Linked DNA regions of Mus musculus: regions 1 and 3 are each linked to region 2. The links are chromatin loops, found by intact Hi-C in ENCODE. Cell type or tissue: heart. All regions are shown on one strand.

Region 1 (8,000 bases), 69 kb after region 2:
ACAGGAATGAAAGGTGAATGTGGTAAAAAAAATACTTTGTAAACATATATGAAAAATTTTAAAAGTAATAAAAATATTGTATTTAAAAATACACTAAAAGCCGGTGGTGATGGCCCACAGTTTTTATCCCAGCATGGGAGGCAGAGGTAGGTGGGTCTCTGAGTACAAGGCTAGCCTGGTCTACAGAGCAAGTTCTGGGACAGCCAGGGCTACACAGAGAAACCTTGTTTCAAAGAAACTAATCAAGTAGAAGAAAGACACTCCAGAGTCTTTTCGCAGCCCCCCTGCCCCATCCTAGCCAATAATAACTGATCTGTTCATAAAGATTTCTTAGAAACAGTGCTCCAGGAGTGGTTTCCTGCATTATGTGGTCTTTTTCATTACGTGGCTTCTTTCACTTAGCAGGATGCTCTCAAGGTTCATAGTATGGCACCCCTTTCTGTAGACACACCTATGTGCACACAGAGGTCAGAGGTCAATGTCAGATGTCTTCCTCAGTCACTCTCCTGTATCTGCTTCCCCACTGCTGGGAACCCATGCACAAGCCACTGCACAGGGTTTGTAGGTGGGTGCTGAGGCTCAGACTCAGGTTTTCATGACTGAGCCACAAGCACTGAGCCAGCTCTGCCTTCCTTTTTAATAATACACCATTGCACAGATGGACCACATTTTCCTACCCATCAGTAGATGGGTTTCCTCCCCTACCTCCCTAGTGTTTCCATCTCTTAGCTGTTAGCATTGTTAGCACCAGCGAGGCTCGGTGTATATAGTTTTTATGGTCCCTCTTTAAATTTCATTTTTGGAGGCAGGACTGAGATTTGAACCCCAGGCCTTGTGCACGGTGCACAAATGCTCTTCCGATGAGCTACACTGCCAGTCCCGTGGATAGGTGTCTTTTTGCCATGGTTGTCTTCACCTTTCTCTTGAATGTAGACTTAAACAGTGGAATTGCGAGGTCACTGAAGGAACCGGGATTTTTTCAAATTAAACACATCATTTTATATCCCCATCGGCAGCGTTTGAGGGCTGCAATTCCTCCACATGCTCACCAGCACTTGGGATGATCTGATTTTTTAATTACAGTCACACTAGTCAGTCTGGCATGAGATCTCACTGTGGTTTTGATTTGCAATTACCTGATGGAATAAGGATGTCGGGCATTAGCCAGGCAGTGGTGGCACACGCCTTTAATCCCAGCACTTGGGAGGCAGCCTGGTCTACACAGAGAAACCCTGTCTTGAAAAACAAAAAACAAAAAAGCAAAAAAGGATGTTGGGCATTTTTTTTTTTTTTTTGAGACAGGGTTTCTCTGCCCTGGCTGTCCTAGAACTCACTTTGTAGACCAAGGTGGCCTCGAACTCAGAAATCCGCCTGCCTCTGCCTCCCGAGTGCTGGGATTAAAGGTGTGCGCCACCACGCCCAGCATGGCATTTTTTCTTTTCCACAGCTTTAATGGCCATTCATCTGTCCTCCTTGGCACACTTTGATATTAGACCATCTTTTATTAACAAATTAGAAAGGCTGTTTATATATTGTGGACCTGAATCTCTTATCATATATTTGATCTTATGTATATACATGTGTGTGTGTGTGTGTGTGTGTGTGTATACACATTATATTTTGAGAGTTACCTATTTACAACTCTTTTGTTCTCATGCCCGCATCTACACTTGGCAGTAAGTTCATGGTCGCTCCCTTAAATCTGATGCTCATAACTTATCTAGGCTCAGCATATTCTGATGTATAATACAAAATTGATGAATCAAGACTAAAACTAAACCTTGGGATAAAGATATATGTTAGGAGATATTCAAAAGGAAATAAAACACCACTGTGTCAAAAGTAAGTTAATGTTGTTCTTGTGAGTATTTAATTTCTGGGCATAATTCAAGCAGTTGGAGAATCTAGCCGTCTGAGACTCTAGCCCAAGGTGGGAAGATGCTCTCTACTTTCAGGAGGAAAAAAAAAATCAAACAAACAAACCCCTAAACTACTTCTCTTCTGTTTCCTTCAACCTTCTTCCTGTAAACTAAGTGTGTATGTGCACATATGCCTGTGTTTGTATGTGTATGTGTGTGCTTGTATGCATGTATGTGTTTGTGGTGTGTGTATGTCTGTATGGTGTGTGAGTGGATATGCTCGCATGTATGTGAGTGCAAGTGTGTGTGTGAGTGTGTGTGATAGAGGAGAAAAATTGCTACTGGTGAAAATCAACTAAATTTCAAATTTCATATCTGTTAACACAATGAAACTCGCCGGTACAGTCCTCTCCATATTCTCCTCGTCCTCGTTCGATTTACAATAGCCAAGCTGAGTAGTTACTAAGTCGACCTTGAGGGCTGCAGAGCCCCTATTTACCATCTAGCTCTTTAGCCAGGAAGTTAGGGAACCCCACACTCCCGTCATTCCAACAAGCTAAACAATGTCTTGTGGAAAACCCCACTTCCGGCTTGCAGAACTGGTTGGTCACTATCATTTCTCACAGTCAGCTTCTTTTTTTTCCTCTTTGTCTTTGAGTCTCACTTGAGCCTAACTTTATTAAGGATTTTCAGATTCGAGGATCCGTGGAGAAATAAGTCTTTTCTTAAGAAAAAAAAAAAAAAGGTACAGTCTTGTCAAGATACCGTGCTCTGACTGCAAGTGATCGAATTAATTCTTTCCACCAGCTTTCTGTACCAGCTTTCAGTCCCTAACCACGCAGAACCACCCCGAACCCCTCCCTGCCCTCAGCAGGCTTGTATTCTAACAAAACCCCAGCAAATCGAAGTCACTCCAAAGGTGAGACAGACACCACTGTTACTTTCCACAAAGTGGTCCCAGCTACGTCAGCAAGACTTCTGAGACACCTTCGTTAGGTGTGGCAGTGCCTACCAGTAATCCAGCACTCAGAAGCCGGAAGCAGGAGGATTGTGAGTTTGAAGTCAACCTGGGCTAATGGCGAGTTCCTGGCTAGTCTGGGTACAGAGTAAGTCCGCCTCTCGGAAGCAGAGGAGCACACCTGTAATCTCAGCTCGGAAGCAGAATGATTGCTAACAGTTTGAGGTCAGCCTGGGGTTCCATGGCAAAGCTCTGTCTACCAACAAACCAAGCAGCCAAACGAACAGGCAGTGCTCTCTCTGCAAGCAATTCTGATAAACTCCCCCCCCCCTTTTTTTCTTTTTTCTTTTTCTTTTTCTTTTTCTTTTTTTTTTTTTTTTCCGTTTGTTTCTGCCTTCTCCTGATTACTCAGGCCAAGACGCAAGTCTTGGCTGTACAAAGTTCACCTCCACTTGGTAAACTTTTTAGACCTAATTCTAAATACAAGTCCTAAAAGCACAAACTCACATAAAGAACGCCTGGATTCCGACATGACTTAATGCACAGCCTCTGTGGTGTTGATGAGAATAAATAGTCTCATGTGCATGGCGGGCCATCCGCCTAAAGATGACGACAAGATTGCTGATGTCACAAACAACCCCCTATGGGACAGTCAGAGAGCTGCTGAGGGGTACCATTTTCAGAGCGGTCCCTTCAAAGCATCAGTTGCGTGTGCATTTTTTAGAAGTGACTCATGGCCTCAAGTCAGATTCTGCAGAGAAGCCAGGTCCCTTCCTTTCCTTCCAGCACCTTCGGATTGAGGTGGCACTGGCGAGGTCTAATTCAATGACACCCACCCGGGAACCCTCAGAAAGCTCAAAGCAGAGCAGTGGAGACCCCTTGAAGTTAGACCGGCCTAGGGTGCGGTGGTTGTCGGCGGGCAGGCCATAGGTGGCCCTCCAGCCCGAAACTCGCGGTCCTCAGCGCCAGGCGAGCAGCTGGAGCGCTGGGCTGAGCTGACCCAGATGAGGACTGCCCCAGTGTCAGATCCCCGCATCACAGATCCTCACATCTCCGGTCCTCACTTCCCTTGTCCTCACATCTGGGTGGCCTCAGATCCCTGAGTCTGCTTCGCCTTTCTTCCCCGCGCCCTGGCCATCTCCCACCCTACCAGGGGCGCGCAACTTGAGAGCGCCGGCCTTGGGTGCCGGGTGTCCAGGCAAGCCCCCCATTCTCCTCGCCGCCCCCCCCCCCCCCGTCCCCCTCCGCGTTCCAGCCTGACCTGCTGTAGAGCTCAGGTCCTGGCTTCGGTGATGCAAAGCCGGCTCCGGCCACTTGCGCCCTCCTCCCGCAGGCCCGGTGCTGCCTCCGCCTCCCCCCTGCACGGGAGCCCGAGTCGGTCACGCTGCTCTCGGGGAGAGTCGCCCGCAGCTTCCGGCAGCTCCAAATACAGACGGGCGCGGGAGGGGCCGGGAGCACCCAGCCGAGGGCGGGGGTGGCAAGGAAGGGAGCAGAGAGGAGACACAGATGGGCCGTGGGAGAAGAGAGATAGGAGGGCAGAGGCGATCGCCGGTGCAAGCAGGAAATGCCTTCGCCTCCTCCTGCGGGTTTGCAAAGAGCTCTGAAAAGGTCTGGCGGTCCCTGAAGGGGGTTGGGGGTGGGTAGGGCTGCATAGTGACCCGCACAAAGAGAGGGAGAATGGAGCACCTCGAATATCCTCCAACTCAAAGAAAAGGATAAAGGAGAGCAAATGCATGTATCTCTTCAGATAGATTGTAGATCTGGGGCAAGTAACTTATATACAGAAACTTTAAAAAGTCATCTGATTATTTAGAAACGAGTAGAATCCTTGGCCGGCCTACTCCAGCAACTGTTTTACTTGTAGACACTGCCCCTTATTTTATATATGTATGGTCTATGCTGACGAAACTGGAAGCGTTTCTCTCTGGTTAGCATAATTAGACAGAGAGGATCGATTTTCGATTTTCATCTGAGTCTGGAATACTGGACACAAAGCTCTTCACTGAATGAATGATTGTCAAGGGGAAAAGCTGCAGACGAAGGGAGGGGGAGAGAGAAATGTAATAGCTTATGTTCTTTTGTTTAAAATTTGAGAAAGTGTCTCCCTACAAAGCCCTAGCTGCCCTGGGACTTGCTGTAGAACAGGTTGTTCTTGAACTCACAGACATCCTCCTGCCTCTGCTTCCAGAGTGCTGGGATTAATGGACAGATCCACTATGCCTGGCCCTACAGATATTCAAAAAGCAAACTCTCAAAATTGTGTAGTAAAGGGGATTCTGGTAAAGCCAATGTTCCCTGTTGTCTTAGGGTTTTATTGCAGAGAACAGACACCATGACCACAGCAACTCTTTTTTTTTTCTTTTTCTTTTTCTTTTTCTTTTTCTTTTTCTTTTTCTTTTTCTTTTTCTCTTTCTTTTTCTTTTTCTTTTCTTTCGTTTTTTTTTTTTCCCTTCGATACAGGGTTTCTCTGTGTAGCCCTGGCTGTCCTGGAACTCACTCTGCAGACCAGGCTGGCCTCGAACTCAGAAATCCACCTGCCTCTGCCTCCCAAGTGCTGGGATTAAAGGCGTGTGCCACCACGGCCCAGCGACCACAGCAACTCTTATAAAATAAAATATTTAGTTGGGGTTGGGTATTAGTCAGAAGTTCAGTCCATTATCATCATAGCATGAAGCCTGTGGCACGCAGGTAGACATGGTGCTGGAGAAGCAGCTGAAAGTTCTACATCTTGATCTCCAGACAGCAAGAGGAGACTGCATACCACACTGGATATAGCCTGAGCATATAACACCTGAAAGCCAACCTCCACAGTGACTCCATCAGCAAGGCCACACCCACTCTAAGAAAGCCACACCTCCTAATCATGCCACTCCCTTATGGGCCTAATGGAGCCAGTTACATACAAACTACCACAACTGTCGATGTTAAAAATCACATTTAACTCAGCTCTTGGTGTTGTCAAAAGCCCACAACTGTGGAGCCATGCCTAGCAGGCACCTCTTGACTCTCTTTTGTCTGGAGTAAATGGAGACCTGCTTATTATTTGTGCTGACACATGTGCTTTGAATGAACACATATACTGGGCTTTTGAGACAAGGATACAGGCCAGGCTGGCGTAAAACTCTAAGTCCCTAAACTCACAGCAATCCTTCTGCTTCCACCTCCTAAATGCTGAGACTACAGGCATGCATCATACCTTCGATGCACCAGCGTCCACAGTTATCCACAACTTAATCCAACACTTCTTGCTACTTAACCCAGCTGTCCTTCTGTGTCTGGGGAACGGGTCCCAGGGCCTGCTGCAGATATCAAGATATGAAGATGTGTAAGACTGCTCTATAAAAGGCCATGGCATGTGTGGTCACAAACTTCTGCAACCTTCTTGCACTCTGATCGCATCCAGATGGCTTTACAGTTTTTACAATATTACATATTGGGATATGTTATAAATGCCATGTAAATGGTGCATTGCAATGTCTTGTTTGTGTGTGGTGGTCAAAGAGAAGAACGAATGAAGCATGTTCAGTGTGTTCAGCCCTATTCTAACGTCTGTTCTTCTTTACATAGGACAAAAGTTTTGAATGAACTTTTTTTCTGTGAATCTCAACGTAGTAGCTGACTCCAGCACCTTGAAACTCAGCCTGGAGGAGGGAAGATGTCTCAGTTGGCAAAGTGCTAACCTTGCAAGCTTGGTGAACCAAGCATGCTCTTCAGACCCCATATACAATGTGCACACTTCTAATATGGTTCTAATCCCAGGGCTGGGAAGGCAGAGACATGCAGATCCCTGGAGTCTGCTGGCCCACCAGACTAGCCTACTTGTACAACCTCGGACCAGTGAGAGATGCCTTGTCTCAGAGCATGAATAGCTCCTGAGGAACAAAGCTCATGGGTGTCCTCTGACCTCCATAGCAACCATATGCACAAACATCTGCTCTCTCTCTCTCTCTCTCTCTCTCTCTCTCTCTCTCTCTCTCTCTCTCACACACACACACACACACACACACACACACACACACACACACACATCTAGGCTTCTGTAGTTTCTAGGGTCTCCTGAGGTCTTGTCTTAGTCTTCTGTGTGCTGTAAAGGAGCGCCTGAAACCGGGTGCTTTGACAACATGCCCATTTGATGGTTTATAAACGATAGAAATGTATTTCTTGTGGTTCTGGAGGTGGGGGACTGTAAGACCCAGCAGACTAGTATTTGGCTTCCAGGCTGGCAGGCACCCTTGCTCACATAGTGGAGAGCAGATAGGGCAGGCAAAAAGGGGATAGATAAATGGTGTGCCCTCTCATGGTTGAGGAGCAAAAGAGATGAGTGTTCCTCATAGACTGTTATTGTTGTTGTTTTTAATAAAAATGTTACTACTAGATTTATTTATTTATTTTGTGCGGTATGTACTTGCATGCATGTGTCATAGCACATATATGGAGGTCAGAAGACAACTGTAGGAGGTTTTTTTTTTTTTTAATTCATCACACGGGGCCTAGGGATAGAGAGGGTGACAGATTCAGCACCAAGCACCTTTGTGTATTGAGCTACACACCTCCTGCCAATCTCTTTGTGAGAGCACTGATCCCAGCCCAGAGGGCCAAGGCACTCAGGATTCCCCCTCTTCAATGTCTCTGATGCTTTAATAGTCTGGCCTCTGGTATTTTGGAAGGTATGAGCATTTGACTCTGGCGGGTTACGTGTGTAGGGCTGGTTTGTAGGTTGCTAACCACTGTTGAACTTGCTTGGTGAGAATTTCTCCCCTCCTAGGGGTGTGTTAAATGGAGAGCAAGTGAGTCTTTTTAAATACTCTCAGCTAAGGAGCAGTCGTGATGGCCCATGGAGACAGAGAGGGCCCCTGGATTCCAGAGTGTTCCTTCAGAAGAATCTATTCTAGGTGACCAGGTCTCTCTGTGATTCCTGTCCCATCTTCATGGCTACTAAGACCACTGAGACTGGACCACTGGCCATAAGTGTTTGATCACAATCTCTTTTGCTTCACTGGCAGGGGCTCTCCCTGGCAAATAAAAACATGCAACGAACACGGTGTTCTTCCCCATGGCTTTTCCTGGTCCTCAAGGAGGCCAAGAAAATGACGTTGTCTCTCCAGTAACATGCCTGCCTTTTCTAGAGCCGAAAGACCGAAAGAGCATGTTGCCAATGTACTGCAGGGCTTCATGGTGTTATT
Region 2 (8,000 bases):
GATTAGCTGGCTCACAAGTTTCTAGGTGTTCTCCTGACTCTACCTTCTATCCTCCGTGGGATTACCAGAGTTATGGATGTTTGCTGCTGTGCCTGGCTTTATGAAGGGTCTTGGGGTTCAACCTAAGATCTTCGACCTTGCTGAGCAAGTCGTTTATCCTTGAAGCCATCTCCCCAGCCCACGACTTTCCATGTGAGAATATGCAGCTACGATATATTAGAACCTCCAAATAGCCAACTTGATTAGTATATTTATAACCATGTCTAGGACTCAGAGCAATCTTCCCTCATTGCAAAGGTTTGATTGTATCTTAGGTTTTATGATGTGGAGTTGGGCTGCTCTGTGCTTTATTTCCAGCTGGTAAAATATAAAGTTTCAAATTATAGCCCTTTCCCAGCGGGCAAAGATAATCCAATTTATGACTTTCCAAGAAGAATCCTGTCCAAATTCAACTCTAGGATACTCGGCCAAAGAAAATGATGGAACCCCCCGTTGTTTGACTCGTTTAAATCCAATTTGTGCGATGTGCTGGCCATTATTCCATATAGAGAGCCCATCTGCACAGCAATGGAATAAACACTGAAGTTCTCTGATGCCATTTCTGTAGTTCAAACTGCACCATTGCCTGCTCGGGAGGTCAGAGATGGGACACTTACAACAATTTCACTGCCACAAGAAAAGCACCATCTTTCACAATTTACATGAAGACTCCTCACAGGGAAGAAACCCCTTAATTGGCACCTTTTCCCCCCTATAGCATTTAAATATCAGGCCAGCTGGATCCCCACAGCCCTTGTGAATTTAATCAGCAATGTGCTTCCCAGAATGTATAGTCTATAATCACCCAGTGCTTGAGCTACATCTGTCACCCAAATCTGCTTGCGATCATTTGTCATCCTTAGCGCTCTTCCTCTAGAAGAGTCATTCCACGGCACCCTCAGAGGCTCTCATTTCATAAGAGGGGACAGTATCGTCATCTTGGAGTTTAAGGGCCTTCCAAACATCACAGGATTGTCCTTCTTATTCTCCCTTACCTAAATTCCTGTGAGCAACATTCTTTCAAGGCTCAAATTATGTGACTATTATGTGGCTACAATTTCGCCAGTTGTACCCCAACTTGTATTTCAAGCCTTACCAAATAAACCTCCAGACATCACTTTTCCTTTGTGTGCGCACGTGTGTGTGTGAGTGTGTGTGTGTGTGTGTGTGTGTGTGTGTTAATGGGCAACTGGATGATACTAAATAAAAATGTCACTTTGCTCCGCTTCCCTGCCTGAGCCACTGTGGCTCATTAACCCAGCTTTTATTCTTTAAACCAATCTAATGTGACCAGGAGCCTGAGTCATCTTTGTATTAAACTCGAACATTGCTAAGACCACAGTGTGTCATAACAACAAAGACACATTAGCTTGAAAGGTACTTGAAGCTCCTAGCATGTCTTGTGGAGGAGAGAAAAAAAATGTGCACAGAACACTTAACTGGGAGATGTTTCCCAAACGACACATGAACAAGTCACTAGTGTGGACACAGGAAGTGTTAACTACCAACCTAGCTGCCCAGGAAGTTCAAGCTACCATAACAGAGCATCAAAAGGCAGATAAGGGGCTGGGGATGTGACTTAGTCCATAAAATGTTTATAGCACCAGAGAACTTGAGTTTGTGTTTTGTAGCTTCTACATAAAGGTGAGGTGTGGATACATAGTATACTATCATCTGTAGCCCTGGGACTGGAGGCAGGGAAGTCAGATTAGCAGAATCAAGGAGCACAAGGGCAATGAGAAACACTGTTTTGAAAAATAAGGTGGAGGGCTAGGGAGATGGCACCATGGATAAAATCCTGCCAGCATGAAGACAGGAGGTGGGATTGCCACTAAGCACATGAGAGTGGCTGGATATGTCCGTGTGTCTGCAATCCTAGTACTCAGAGGGCAGTGATAGGGATAGCCGGACAGCTGGATTCCAAAGTTCAGGTTCAGCAAGAGACCCTGTCTCAGAAAGGAGAGACACGGCAGAGGACATCTGATATCAAACTAGCCTTTGGGGCTTCATGTGCATTTACGCACACATGCTCCCTTATACATGCTAACACACACACACACACACACACACACACACACACACACACACACACACAAACACACAGCACACTCAGTCCATACACAGACTAAATAAGGTGGAGAGGAACTGGGGACGAGAGTTTATGGTAACCTCTGGTTCCCACATGCATGTAAACAAACACATGCATCAACATAAACATACACACAAAGGGCACTAATATGTTCCTTAGTGAATGAGGGTGCTGGTGATGGGGTGTGCACATATGTGTGCACAGGCATGTGCACATGTGCTCTAAGTTTTCAGAGGACAGCTTGCTTGAGTCAGTTCTCTCCTTCCAGGAACAGACCTCAGGTCATCAGGTCCCACAGCAAGCGCCTTTCCTGGCTAAGCTATCTCACCAGTCCAAAACACGGGACTGAATGGACCGTGAAAATCACACTACCAACATCCCTTTCTCACAGAGAACAATAATCGCACAAATGAAATAATAAATGATGTACAAGTGCCAAGGGCACTGACTCTGTCAGAGCAAGCATCCAATAGCTGTTTGTTTAAAAAAAAAAGCTTAGAGAAGAAATTTGCTGGGTTGAAGATTAAAGAGGGCTGGAGTCTGAACAGAGACTTGCAGAGATGGAGAGGAACTGCTTACGGGAGCATCTATCTCAGAAGTGATTCCAGACACCGAGGCATGACTCCCACCGCAAGTAATTCATAAGATCTGTCAAAAGACATTTTTTTCCTCTATTGTTTACAAAAGGGAATAAGTATCAAATCTGGGGGACATTCTCGAGGCATTTGTCACCAGAAACTAAATATTAAGCTATGCTGGGAGAAAAGCCGTGCAGAACAGAAAGGGAAAGAATTAATTAATAGGCTCTCTCTCTCTCTCTCTCTCTCTCTCTCTCTCTCTCTCGCCCCTGTCCACGGTCAAAAATTCTCTCTCAACCGGTTTGAGATGTTCTCTCTCTCTCTCTCTCTCTCTCTCTCTCTCTCTCTCTCTCTCTCTCTCTTCCCCAAACAAATGGGTATGAGGAGCCTCTAGCATCCAAGTCAGGAAATAAGTTAAAAAAAACATGTAAAAGGAATTTTGGTCTCCATTCTCCTGGCACCGTTGAGAACGTATCTGTGAAACTCTCTGGAAGGCAGAGTGCATCTCAATGAGCTTGCTGCATGTACAGCAGTCTGTCTCATTGGGAAGACAATTATATAAAGTTTATTCAGGATGATTTTTTTTTTTTAACTTTAGTACTCAAAGGAGCTGCATTTTCCATTGAGAGCTGACGAAAAGCATGGTATGGGGAAAACTCCGGTGAGACCCTCCCTGGCTGGTATACGTCAACACCGATAGCAAATGGTGGTCTGGTCATGTGATTCATCCCCCAGCACATACAAATATAGAACATGACCATAAATAGTAACGGACTGTGCCCTGGCTAGCTAATTTATGACGGCGGATCCAGATCGGAATGCCAGCTGGAACTCCCTTCTCCTCGTTGGCAGGGTTCACAGACACAGGGTTGTAAGAAGATGGAAGCTCTGTCCAGAGAGGACCACTTCAGTTATGGCTTGCTGAAGCAGGAGCCAAGAAGCAGATCTGAAGAAATGGCTCTTCCAGGGCAGCTAAGCTTTGGTGAATGAGTCAGCAACTTCTTTTTAAAATCTGATTTTTTTGATTCAGGTCTTAAGAGAGTGGTCTTGTAACCTTCCCGATTTATTTATTTATTTATTTATTTATTTATTTTTAAATCGGGTCTACGATGGCCCGCAAGAGGCCATTTCTTTTTTTTTTTTTCTTCTTCTTCTTCTTCTTCAGTAAAGAATGGTAAATAGCTGATAATTATTTTATAAAGAATTCAAAGTTATCTTGACATCAAACAAACAAAAAGGGTAACGAAAAATCATCTTAGTCAAATAAATGCAGTTTTATCCCTTGGTTGGCCTTTATCACCAACTGCGGTCTGAAATTCTAACAAACTTGGAGTGAGATAGTTGAAACAAAGGAAAACCTCTTTCTCCCTGAACCCTTCACCCCTCAGATAATCGCCCAGATCCGCAGTTTGTGCTAATCACCTCACTTCCTTTGGACAGCCGTTCTTTATCTGATTCAGGTCTTACACAAAGGCAGATGAGCTCATGCCGCCTTATCAGATCGAAAACAACAACAAAGCCACCCTGAGTGACAGTTCAGCAGGACAGGATCTTAGCAAATCCTCTCTGCCTCCACAGCCCTGAGCTTCCAAATAGCTATAAAGCTACCAGTCCCAGTCAGCGCTCACAGCTCGTCACCACTTTATGCTGCTAAAGCAAACAGTCTGGGTAGAGACTGTCAGCACCTGCTCGCTTTTGGATCAGCCTCCTCCCCGCATCCTGATAAGCCAGCGATTAGCTTTCCTGTTGGGATTCAGTCCTGCCTGCTTAGCTTCGGGCTGTCAACTCCAGCAGACCCTGATGCTATCACACAACCGACATGTCTCTTTTCCTTCTAGGGCGTTTTAGTCTTCGTTCGCCCGCATCTCTAGCCAATGTGGGCGGCAGCCTTCAATCATGAGCCCCTGTGCAATTGTTTAGGTCCTTTTCACGCCGTGTGCAGCAAAACTAATAGGAAAAGCAAAGTCAACCTTTCCTTTCCTTATTTCTCTGTCTACAACATGGAACACTACCCATAAGGCTATTGGTTACAAAACCCAAGCTGCTAAGCCAGGCACAGTGATGCATGCCTGTAATCCCAGCACTGGGGAGGCCGAGGCAGGAGAATTGCCATGACTTAGAAGTTAAGCTGGTATATATAGTGAGTACCAGGGCAGCCGAGAATACACTGCAAGAAACTTGGTTCAAACGAAACCAAAACCAAATATTACCCAGCCTTCTATCAGGAAGACAAATTTTTGACCTGTTGTATATATATATATTATTTAGCTTTAGTTTGCATGTTTCTACAGAAATTAAAGCATGCGTTACTGCCCTCGGGTGCCTTTGAGTTGGTCACACAGGGAATGCATTCATGAAGTGAGCATCTTGTGTCAATTTGAAAAGGAGCCACTGGTTAGATTCTGAGTAGCTACACCTCAGAGTGGTCCATCCAGGCCACACTATGAAATGAAGACAATTGAGCAGGATAGCGCAGAGAAGATACGGACAGGGTTTTACATTTAAAATTTTTTTCTTACAGTTTTTCTTTTCTTTTTTTTTTTTAAAAAATGTTTTCAAAATAAATGTAAAAATTATGTATTTAGAAGTCCATTAAAATATGGGCTGACAGACAGCTAATTTGGTTAAGTGCCTGACATGTACTACTTCGGCATTATGAAATATTGAGCAATTATGTGACTTCTCATGGCCCCGGTGAACCACGGGCAAATGAGGCTGGACTCAACTACATGGTGTGAAAGGAGCTAGGAAGTGTTTGTATAGAAACAGCTCTACAAGAGTAGCTGGTCTCAGACACACACCCAGGCCCCCTAGCACCCCACCCCTTACCCCCTAACCCCCCAGCCCCCCATTTCCCCACACCCCCATCACCCCACTCCCCTACCCCCTCCCAGCACTCAGGAAGCAGTCAGCTATGGTGCTGTGTACCTGTTGTCACAGTGTTGGGGGCTAGACAGCCTGCCTAGCATGATCACTGAGACATGCCCCCTGTCCCCCCTTCTCCCTTCTCCCCACACACACCAAAAATTATCCTAATTTTATTTACTGTCTGGTCATGGGCCCTGACAGCAGAACTTAATGAAGCTAATCATGGCTAAGTCCTTCAAGAAGACTCAGCAGCTACGCCATGACGCTTTCTGGGCATGAACTTCAGACACACTGCAGAGTTTGGCCTTGTTCAGTCATTTGCTTTTTCCCTTACAATTTCCAGACCTGCCACTAACACCAAGTAATTTACCCCAGACACGCTCTGAGATCAAAGCCACATGACTACTTCGGCATTATGAAATATTGGGCAATTATGTGACTTCTCATGGCCCCGGTGAACCACGGGCAAATGAGGCTGGACTCAACTACATGGTGTGAAAGGAGCTAGGAAGTGTTTGCATCGAAACAGCTCTACGCATGTGCAAATGCAGCAAACACATCCAACTGTTGGATTTTTTTTTAAAAGCTGAGATGGTTAATTTTCATTGTCATCTGGATTTGGAGTCACCTAGGAGCCGCCATGTTAGGAGTATAGGTGAAGGTATTGAAGGATTTAACTGAGAAGGGGAGACCCAGCCTGGCTATGGGTAGCTCTCTCACCCCACATGCCCACTGGCTGACATCCCTTCCTCATCCCACCCCCCACATGACGAACTGCACTCTTAGACTGGGGGCCAAACAAATCCTTCAATCTGTCTTTAAGTTGCTTTTGTTGGGTATTTTGTTAGAAATGAGAAAAGCAACGAAGAGTAAAGCCTTTTTTTTTTCTCCCCCCAAGATGGCTGGGGAAATGCCCTTTTAGCCTAGAAAATTCTTGTAAGTCTTAAAAAAAAAACTGCACTTGTGCTCTGAGAAAGATTTCTCTATAGCCAGATGAAGAGATCTACTCTGGTAGTCTTAGATGCCGGGAAAAGCCGTTAATTCCTCCTTCTATGCATCCCAGTGGATTGAATTTTCTGACTTTGTTTTGCAACTAGGAATAGCCAGTCTAAATGAAGATGACCTAAGATGCTTCCAGCCCAGCCCAGCCCATTAAAATACTCTAGGAAGTAATCCTGTAATCGTCTCACCTAAGTCAGAGCTAAGGATCTAACAGTGGTGGAGGACTCAAGAGAGAAGATGCCCACTCCTTGAATGACCAAAGAATGAACCATAACAAACGCCAGAGTAGACCTTCTCTGAGAAGGAAAGGGTTACTCCGGTAAGCTTTTGAGATATGGTGACTGCTTGCTGAAACGGTTGGACTATACTGACTAACCCTGGGCTCTCTCTAAGTCACCTGACCCTTTCCTGCTTTTTCTCATCGAATCCTCATAACTCTAGGGATTACTCTTCATACCTCAAAGATGAAAAAGCACAGCTTAGAAGCTTTAATTGGCCGTATTGCAGGTGGACTACTTGACAAGTTAGTTTGGCTACAGTGGCTCAGTGGAAACATCTGGTGGATTTAGCCAGGTCAATTCTCCAGTAGCTACTTAGAAAAAGACAGAAGATCCTTACAGCTGAAGAGATGAGAGAGTTTATTATTCTCATATTTGGATTAGTGGAGCTAATGTGTACAAGACCTGGAAGTCAAGTCAGGGTGGGCCAAGTCCAAAGTTTCTGGTCTTGAATACTCTTTCAGATTTTGAGCTGGGATTGGTATTATTTAGGACACCCAGCACCAGAGAAGTGGAGGCAGGAGAATTAAGAGTTCAAGGCAAATGTTGACTACATAGCAAACTCAGAATTAATCTGGCTTCTATGAAACTGTATCAAGAAAATGGACACCCAAGTATAAACACAAGCACACACACACACACACACACACACACACACACACACACACACTCATTTCCTTAATTGATATATAAGAACATAAATATTATACCTAATTTTGGGTAAAATATGATATTTCAACACATATATACATATACACATATACTATATAATGTTTAAATGAAGCAGAATAGATCTACCTCTGCATGCATTTGTCATTGGTTATTAAGTATTTTCAATCCTGGAGATCTGTACCTCTCATGATCCCAAATAATTAGCTGAATCCCCAAGGCTACTGCCTGCAAGGCTTTCTTGCTCTGCTTAAAATGGATGAATATTAACAAATTTGAAGAGTGCTCCAGGCATTGGGAATCTTTATGAAAGGTGAGCTGAGCAGAGGGGGCTCTGAGCCTCCTTTCTCTTCTCAGTTTTCAGTCTGTGCATGCAATGAGATGGAAAGAAGAAATCCTAAATCTCTGTCTATGCAGACGAAGGCACTATTTCAGCTTAACACACAAGTCCAAGGGATGGGGACACAGCTCCATGGT
Region 3 (8,000 bases), 47 kb after region 2:
TAATAAAATTTTTGTGTCCTCCAGTTTTATTTAGCCTTCCCCCCCCTCATGGCACGTCTTTCTTTTTGTGTGTATATGTACATGTCCCATATGTGCATGCGTGTGAACAGCTTTGCTCATATGTGGGTGTGCACGCCTGTGCTTTTGCACTTAGAGGTCTGAGGATGGTGTGAGGGAGCTTCCCTGGCCACTGTCCACCTTAGGTATTGAGGCAAGATCTCGCGCTGAACCCAAAGCTCAGATTCCCTGCCTCTGTGCACAGTGCTGGGGTTACAGGCCTGGCTTCTAAATGCGTTCTCAGGGACCAAACCCCATCTTTCAGCCTTCATGGCAAGCTCTTTACCCATTGAGCCATCTTTCCAACTCTCTCTCTCTAAGTAAAGAAAACATTTGGTTTTGTCTGCTACCTTTTTGACTGTGTGAGGTTTAAATAATTGGCTTTTCCTGTTCATTTAGATACCTATTATCTCCTGGAATTTAACTTTAATTTATGCATTTATAGGCTTCTTACTGGAGGACAGAGACCTTAAGGAAATGTCTGCAGCCACTTACTGTCCAGCACATAATGAGACCAAGTTGCTGGAGACAGAGGAAAGACATTGCCATAGAAATGAGGTTTATGAGGTCCAGGCACCAATGGAAGGGCTTAAGAAGGAACCGCGGGTGCATCTTAGATTGTCTGTAAGAGAGACTCTGGCCCATCTTTGTTTTTATCATGTTCAGAGGGAAGACAGAGCCAGTACATTTCAAGTTCACACAGTATTTTCTGTTCTGTGGCGTGTAATAGGGCACACAGGTCCCCAAACACCCCATGTTCCAGAAGCAGCAAGGCACATCTTTCCTGGGGAAAGAGGTGTTGATGTGGTCTCTTGCCCAAGGCTTTTCCCAGCTCCCCAAAGCCTGGCAGCATTTAAAACAGGTCAGAGAGGCTGTGCGTGTGCACACAGGTCAGGAATAGAACTGCATAGTCAACACAGATCACCATGTGAAATTTTAATTTTAGATGAGCAACGAATAGATGTTTAAGGCAATTACGTACCATGCAGCACAGCTCATGCAAAAGTTGGGAAATTCGGAATTTCCATTTTGGAAGTTCTTTGTAGATAGCTTAAAATAGCTTAAAGTTTGCCATATGGATCACCTGCTATTTACTGTTGGATTTCTTTTGTCTTTTCTTTTCTTTTCTTTTCTTTTCTTTTCTTTTCTTTTCTTTTCTTTTCTTTTCTTTTCTTTCTCCCCTCCCTTCTTCCTCTCCTCCTCTCCTCTCCTCTCCTCTCCTCTCCTCTCCTCTCCTCTCCTCTCCTCTCCTCTCCTCTCCTCTCCTCTCCTCCCCTCCCCTCCCCTCCCCTCCCCTCCTCCCCTCCCCTCCCCTCCCCTTCCCTCCCCTCTCCTCTCCTTTCCTTTCCTTTCCTTTTCTGTCAGAGTTTTTTGTTTTGTTTTTTGTTTTGTTTTTTTTATTTTAATCTCATGTAACCCAGGCTGACCTCAAGTTAGATATTGTGGTCGTTTGAATAGGTATGGACCCCATAGATTCGTGTGTTTGAAAGCTTAGCCAAAAGGAGTGGCACTATTAGGAGCTGTGGTCTTATTGGAGGCGGTGTGGTTTTGTTGGAGGAAGTGTGTCACTGTGTAGGCTTTGAGGTCTCCTATGCTCAGGTTCTACCCAATGTGGAATCTGGTCTCCTCTTGGCTGCCTTCAAATCAAGAAGTAGAACTCTTGGCTCCTCCAGCACCATGTCTGTCTGGACACTTTGATGTTCCTTGCTTCCTTCCATGATGATAATGAACTAAACCTCTGAAACTCTAAGCCAGCCCCCAATTAAATGCTTTCCTTTTTAAGAGTTGTCTTGGTCATGGTGTTTCTTCACACACACACAAAAAAAAAAAAACCAAAAAGAAAAAAAAAAAACGAACAAACAAACAAACAAAAAATCCAAACTAAGACAGATCTGTACTTGAAGCTAGCCTTGAACTCCTGATTGCCATCTCTATCTTCTGAGTGTTGGGATTAAGGCATGCATCAGCCACTCCTGGCTTAAAAGAAAATTATTAGCTTTTAATTTTTGATCCTACAAATTTTGAAAAAAAAAAATCTTTTTTTAAAAATGTATGCGTGTGTGTGTGTGTGTGTGCATAATGTGTGTGTAGGATACCTATGCAACAGTACACAGACGGCAATCCGAGGGTGACTCTGTGGAGCCGGGTCTCCCTTTCCACCTTTACGTGGGTTCTGGGGATCAAACTCAGGTCACCAGGTTTGTGTGGCAGGCACCTTTACCCACAGAGTCATCTCTCCAACCCAAAAGCTCTTTTCAAAAAAGCACCCTGGGTTCCGCCCTCAGCACTTGTACACCCCGCCCCCCACCAGAGGCCTACTAGTTAGGGATGCTCAGAGGTCAGATTACATGCTCTGGTCATGACTGTGCTCCCTCACTGGCTTAACCTGGGACAAGCTTCAGTTCAAGTTGCAGTGGTCAAATGCAGTGACTCAGCCTTGGAGTGAAAACCTACATAATCCCTTTCAGTGCCTTCTAATGGAGCACACTTGTCCTGGCTTTGATAATTCCTTCAACGATACGGTTACACATTAAAACAGAACAACACCTCTTTGGTTGTGGACTGCATTCTTGGGAGGCACAGATGCCGATCGTTTTTTGTGGACTATGGCTTGCAGCTTCTAAAATTTGCTTTCGGAAGCTGGTTCATAAAACCTGCCTGTCTTTGTGGGAGAAAGAAAACGAATCCCTTCATGTTCTTTCCCCAAGGCTGCTTGCCTCTGGTTAAGGTGGTGCTCACACCCAGAGGAAGGAGAAGGGGTTTGAAGGAAGTGGGAGTCAGATTTTGGAAAACCTGTTGAAGGCAGGGCTAAGTGAACTGCACAAAGACCAGTAATGACATCAGGTGGTGGCCCTACCTCCATTGACACCATTCACTTCCCCGCAGCCTCTGGGAGGTCCGTCTAACCCTGCAGACAGCTGCTCCAGCCGGATGACTGCACGTTCCAGCCTCTCCATCAGTCCCGCCATGTCTGTCATTCTAGAAAGACACAGACGGAGATTATGTGAGCATCCCGGAGAGGCAGCAAACTGACACCATCCCACTGAATGGTAGGTAGACGAGAAGATAAACATCACAGGAAGAGACTCCATCACCTCCCGCCATGAGAATGCCTGAAACGGAACATTCTCAGTTCAGGGTTTGGTTTGTGATTTGCTTTCTTTGCTTGTTTGTTGAGCGAAGACCTCTCTATGTAGCCCTGGATGTTCTGGAACTCACTATGTAGAGCAAATTGACCTCAAACTCACAGAGATCCACCTGCCTCTGTCTCCTCAGTGTTAGGACTAAAGGCATACGCTTTTTATTACACCATACCTGGAATGACTTTTTAAAAAAAATATATACTACAAAATCTTGGATGCAAACATTACCTAGTTTTCCATTATTCTCTGCTTTGGGGAATAATTCCCATTACTCCAATGTTGCTGCCTGATGCCGATTTTGTTCAGCACTCACCTAAAGGCCACAAACACATAACCCCAAATTAATATCACCAAGGCATATGAGGCTAAGTGGTGGGAACACGTTTCAATTAGTTATAGTCACCATGTTAAAGCATGATTACCCAGGGCAACTCTAAACCCACTGGAAATCCTTGTTCACCTCACTGTATGAAATTGTGAGTTTCTAGAATTGTGTATTGTCCAGCAGGCAGGGAGATACCATCCCCTCTGGGTATTATTTATTACCAGTTTGCTATCAGTGTTTCTGTGGTGAAATTATCTTCCGTTATAATGATTCTGAGTTACGGAGGTTTTCATTTAAAATATTAAAGGTGGTTACTCTCCTTGTGGAGGCTGCTGGTTACATCTAGGCACATGTTAGTATTGGCCCGGCTGGCTTTTGGAGGCTGGGTCTTAAGTTATCCATTACTCAGGCTGGAATAGAGATGGAAGCTGATCGAGGCATTGGGGATGAAGAAGGGAATCACACCCCCATCATTTTCTGTTTCCAAACACATATTTAACCAAGTGTGTAGGTCCCGTGACTAGTCCTGGACCTTACACAGTCCTCTGTGAACTGAATTCAGTTAACTTATTACTATCTGAGAGCTGTATCTCACTTATTTATGACTACCTTCGGTGGAAATCAGTCTGCGACCACAGAGAGAATAAAGCATGCCGGCTTTAGCCAGAGCCTATGGTTTCTTCCACTCTTAGGAACTTTCCCAAGCATCGTTGTGAGCAAGGGAGGGATGGCATGCTTCCGAAAATCATGGACACAGCTGCCCTGGAGCAAGGATGAGCTGTGTCACCTTGGGATGTGTGAATATTTCAAGAGTTTCCCTGGAAGCCAGGAGAATGTGCGTCTCTGCATTTCTCAGTTTAAATACGATGATCAGGTCACCACAGTTTCCAAACGCAAGCTTAACATCATCTAACCACACGCCTGGCTTTGTACTTCAGCAACTAAATATCAGTAGTCAGAGATGGACGCAGAACTCGTGGTCTATTTTGGAAACCCATCGCTCTGGAAGCTGCCGCCGGCAGCGCTCTCAAAATATGGAACAGGACTCTCTGCACGGCTGAATCCAGCATCTAATCCCAAGGGGTTGCAAAATTAGAAGTTGCTCAGCTATTCTTTTCCTCTTCACGTCAGAGCTTCTGATTCCACTGCAGTTGAAGGGGGTGGGGGTGGGGTGGGAAGGAGGGAAGGATTTAATTGAATCCTTTACATAATCTTCTTTCAGGGGAACTGGGTATCTCTTAGGTGGGCGAGGGCCGTTTGAGAAATGATGAAAGACCCTCCGATCTTTTATTAGCGGTCCATCTGTTCACTTATCTAGGTTCCCTGTTGGTCAACTTGCCAAACATTACTGCCACGGACCAAGTCTCTGATAGCAGGGATATGTATCTGTTTTGTTAGCCAGCTTCCCAAACCACCTCTGGCTCTCCTCCATCAGGACAAGCTGTTTTGGGAGAGCCTGTTAAATTTCACACTTGGGATTGCCTTCCCAGCCTGGGGCTTTTAATCAGACTCCTCAACTGGTTCCAATCTCAAGCTATCTAACAGTGAGTGTCACACACGTTGAGAGACAGCAGGACTCAGCCTATCAATCTGCGGGGCGAGGCAGATTGCTGTGGAATGCCACTCAGATGCCACTTCATGTAAAGTCAGAAAGTCTTGTCACAGCTTCAAATGAGACCAAAACAGGTCACTTAGAGGAGGCTGGAAGGATACCTATAGGTTGAAAATTTAGGAGCACTCTGTAAGAGACAAAAGAAGGGAGACACTGGGATCCACATTAGCTTGTCCAGGGTGACTGATGGGGTCTGAGGTAGCCATGTATGTCTACTCAAACTTTCTAAGTCTTTCCACATTTGACCTCAGCTGCTGTGCAGACTTTCAAGACTAAGCACAGCCAGAGATTCTCCGCATTCCAGCCCATTTGCCTTGGCATTTCAAAACACACTTAGCCAACTTTTGACAGGAGCTGGGCATGAAGAAGGAGGCTGAGGAGAGGCAGAGGGTTGCCACGGCAGATGGGAACACGAGGGTCTGGTGAGGAATGGGTCTGAGCAAAGGAGACAGATGGAAGCGTTTGGACAGGAGGCCAGTGGAACAGGGTGAGGGGGCAAGTTAGCTGTGACAGATAGTCTAAGAATCAGAGAGTTAGCTGTGACAGAGAGTCTAAGAATCAGAGGTAGAACAGGAGGCCAGATTAACAACTGAAGACTCAAGAGTCTGGGTCAGATGGTGTAGCTCAAACATGGCTCTCCAAAATTCTAGCCGCCCTGTCCCTGTGGAGGGCACCCTATAGGTGAGTCCCTACTGCCTATTGCTCATCAGACCGGAGGAAAATGTGGTCACATTCTTATATTTTACACCTTTAAAGTTTTAAAAATTAAATTAATTACTATTTATGGTTGTTTTGCCTGCGTGCATGTTTATGTACCATGTGCATGCCTGATGCCCACAGAGGCTGGAAGAGGACACTGAATCCCCTAGAACCGGAGTTACAGACAATCGTGAGTTGCCATGGAAGTGCTGAGACTCGGACTCAAGCCCTCTGGAGCGGCAGCCAGTGCTCTTAACCATTGAGCTGACTTTCCATCCTCTTGAAGGTTTGTTTTAAGAAACTGTGTTTGAGGGTAATTTATTTCTTAAAACCAAACCAAACAAATAAAACGAAGCCTCAATAGGTAGGCCTGGTTGGCCTGGGAGTCCTCATGTAGACCGGGCTGGTCTTCAATTAGCCTTGTAGCCAAGGCTAGCTTTGATCAGCTGATGCTCCACCTCCTGAAGTTATTACAAATACACACCACTTTGCCCATACTTGATATTGATCTTCATTCCTTGTCTATAAATGAAGTTTTAGAGACTCTATTGAGTATCTTTTATAATGGGAAACTCATCTTAATGCATTATTGCTTTTCTTATTTAAAACTCCCCCTTTGTTGTTTATTTTTTCCATTCCATATGGTTTTTTTTTTCTCTTTTAGATGATATAGCTAGCACACATATCATCTAAAAGACACGGTATGGGAACTCAGTATTAAGTCATGATTGAGTCAGGATGGTTAGCATTTCTATCCCCTTGTACACAGTAATGGTGTGTGTGTGTGTGTGTAGTGTGTGTGTGTGTGTGTGTGTGTGTGTGTGTGTGTGTGTGTGTACGTGTTTGTGTCTTCAAGCTTCCTTCTTGGTTCTTTATGAATTGCATAACAGGTTGTGGTACTGTACAGTTCCTGAATTACAGAACATTGGCCCTTACTGTTCCTCATTCATGTCCATACCCATTATGCCAGCACTTCCTTTCCCTCCCCCACACTCTCTAGCTTCTAATCACCAACACTCAGCTCTCTCCTTCTTGGAGGTTAATATTTTTAACTCCCACAAGGGTCTGGGAGCATGGGGGTTCATCTTGGGGTATCTGGATGACTTCACTTGATATTTCTTCCTATTTCATCCATTTAGGCACAGGCGATGGGACTTTATTCCTTTAATAGCTGAGTGATATTCTTAGAGTGCATGCCTACTCCTTACGTCCTTTACTCAGTCACCTGTAAATATGTGTCTCTGCTGACTCCATATGTCGCCACGTTTTTCCTTTTGTAGAGTTTAACTTTTGCCTTTATCAGAAGGGTATCTTGTGATGTATATACTGATCTTGTGATGTATATACTGCATATTGTTCAGAGCATGTTAGACTTATCCACGTCTTCAAATACTCATTTCATCATGGCAGAAACACTATTTTTTTTCTTCCACCTTTCTGCAAAACTTAGTATGCAATTCTTAGAAAACCACAACAGTTTCCTGTTTATATCTTTTCATCTGGAGGGATGATCATTTTCAATCACCCTTGCCAATTTTTTTTTTTTTTTGGACAATTACCTCTTCATCTCCAAGTAATATGATTTCATTTACGTCTTGTCTGTTTTTTTCCATTTTAAGGCGTGATCCATTGAGTCCCACCAGGGCACACCTGTATGTTAAATGGTCTCATTATTTAATCCAGGCTTGCCTCACACTCAAACGTAGTCCAAGATGGCTTTGGATTCTCAATCTTCTTGTCTCTCTGCTTCCCCAGTTCTGGGATTACAGGTGTGTATTAGCCGTTCAAGCCTACACAGTTCCCTGTATCTTGTCTTTTTAATGTCGCGCTGCCACAGTTCTCGGAGAGTCACATTTGGCTCCTCAGGGCCACTCTGATTCTCTGCTGGCCCTTCTGGTTTCCTAACGCTACTGTTAACAGCGTCTTGGTTTTTCTTTTTCTTTTTCCCCCTCTTTTATTTTCTCACCCTATCCTTTTCTTCCCTTTCCTTTTTTGTCTCTTTGTCTTTTGAGACAAGAGTCTTGTTATATAGCCCAGGCTAGCCTCAAACTTCCAGTTCTCCTTCTTAGTTTCCTGAGAACTGAGTTTATAGGTGTGCCACCACACCTGGTCTAGCTCTTGGCTTTGTAGGAGCTGTAAAATGACCCATCTTTCCCCTTCTCTT

Evidence for each region. A loop is a pair of places that touch in the nucleus more often than their neighbours do. Peaks named below come from ENCODE experiments on the same cell type or tissue, not always from the same donor. Only the 100,000 strongest peaks of a DNase experiment are listed, where the experiment ranks them.
Region 1: it touches region 2 in a loop (3-fold over the local background); 2 of 42 quality-filtered maps call a loop at or near these places.
Region 3: it touches region 2 in a loop (2.2-fold over the local background); 2 of 42 quality-filtered maps call a loop at or near these places.

What each region holds. Positions count from the first base shown.
Region 1 is chr13:46,498,290-46,506,289 of GRCm38, reverse strand. Cap2 (CAP, adenylate cyclase-associated protein, 2 (yeast)) reads right to left here and starts at 4,387. Exons shown (of 13, transcript NM_026056.4): 1 at 4,079-4,387. LOC115488182 (a long non-coding RNA gene) reads left to right here and starts at 4,340. Exons shown (of 2, transcript XR_003950691.1): 1 at 4,340-4,425; 2 at 5,557-7,193. In heart, CTCF peaks have their summits at 3,467 and 4,148; DNase peaks (open chromatin) are centred at 3,679 and 4,229; H3K4me3 peaks cover 2,948 bases; H3K27ac peaks cover 3,181 bases.
Region 2 is chr13:46,567,677-46,575,676 of GRCm38, reverse strand. The region is part of intron 4 of Cap2 (CAP, adenylate cyclase-associated protein, 2 (yeast)); the gene reads right to left. Among named protein-coding and RNA genes, the nearest start is that of Cap2, 70 kb to the right of the region's middle. RefSeq lists an enhancer at 1,328-4,357. In heart, no CTCF peak of the experiment used is centred here; DNase peaks (open chromatin) are centred at 3,486 and 4,386; H3K4me3 peaks cover 1,083 bases; H3K27ac peaks cover 4,638 bases; H3K27me3 peaks cover 750 bases.
Region 3 is chr13:46,520,451-46,528,450 of GRCm38, reverse strand. It overlaps Cap2 (CAP, adenylate cyclase-associated protein, 2 (yeast)), which reads right to left. Exons shown (of 13, transcript NM_026056.4): 2 at 2,915-3,036. The coding sequence starts at 3,035. Among named protein-coding and RNA genes, the nearest start is that of Cap2, 23 kb to the right of the region's middle. In heart, no CTCF peak of the experiment used is centred here; DNase peaks (open chromatin) are centred at 4,540, 4,960 and 5,480; H3K4me3 peaks cover 673 bases; H3K27ac peaks cover 3,972 bases.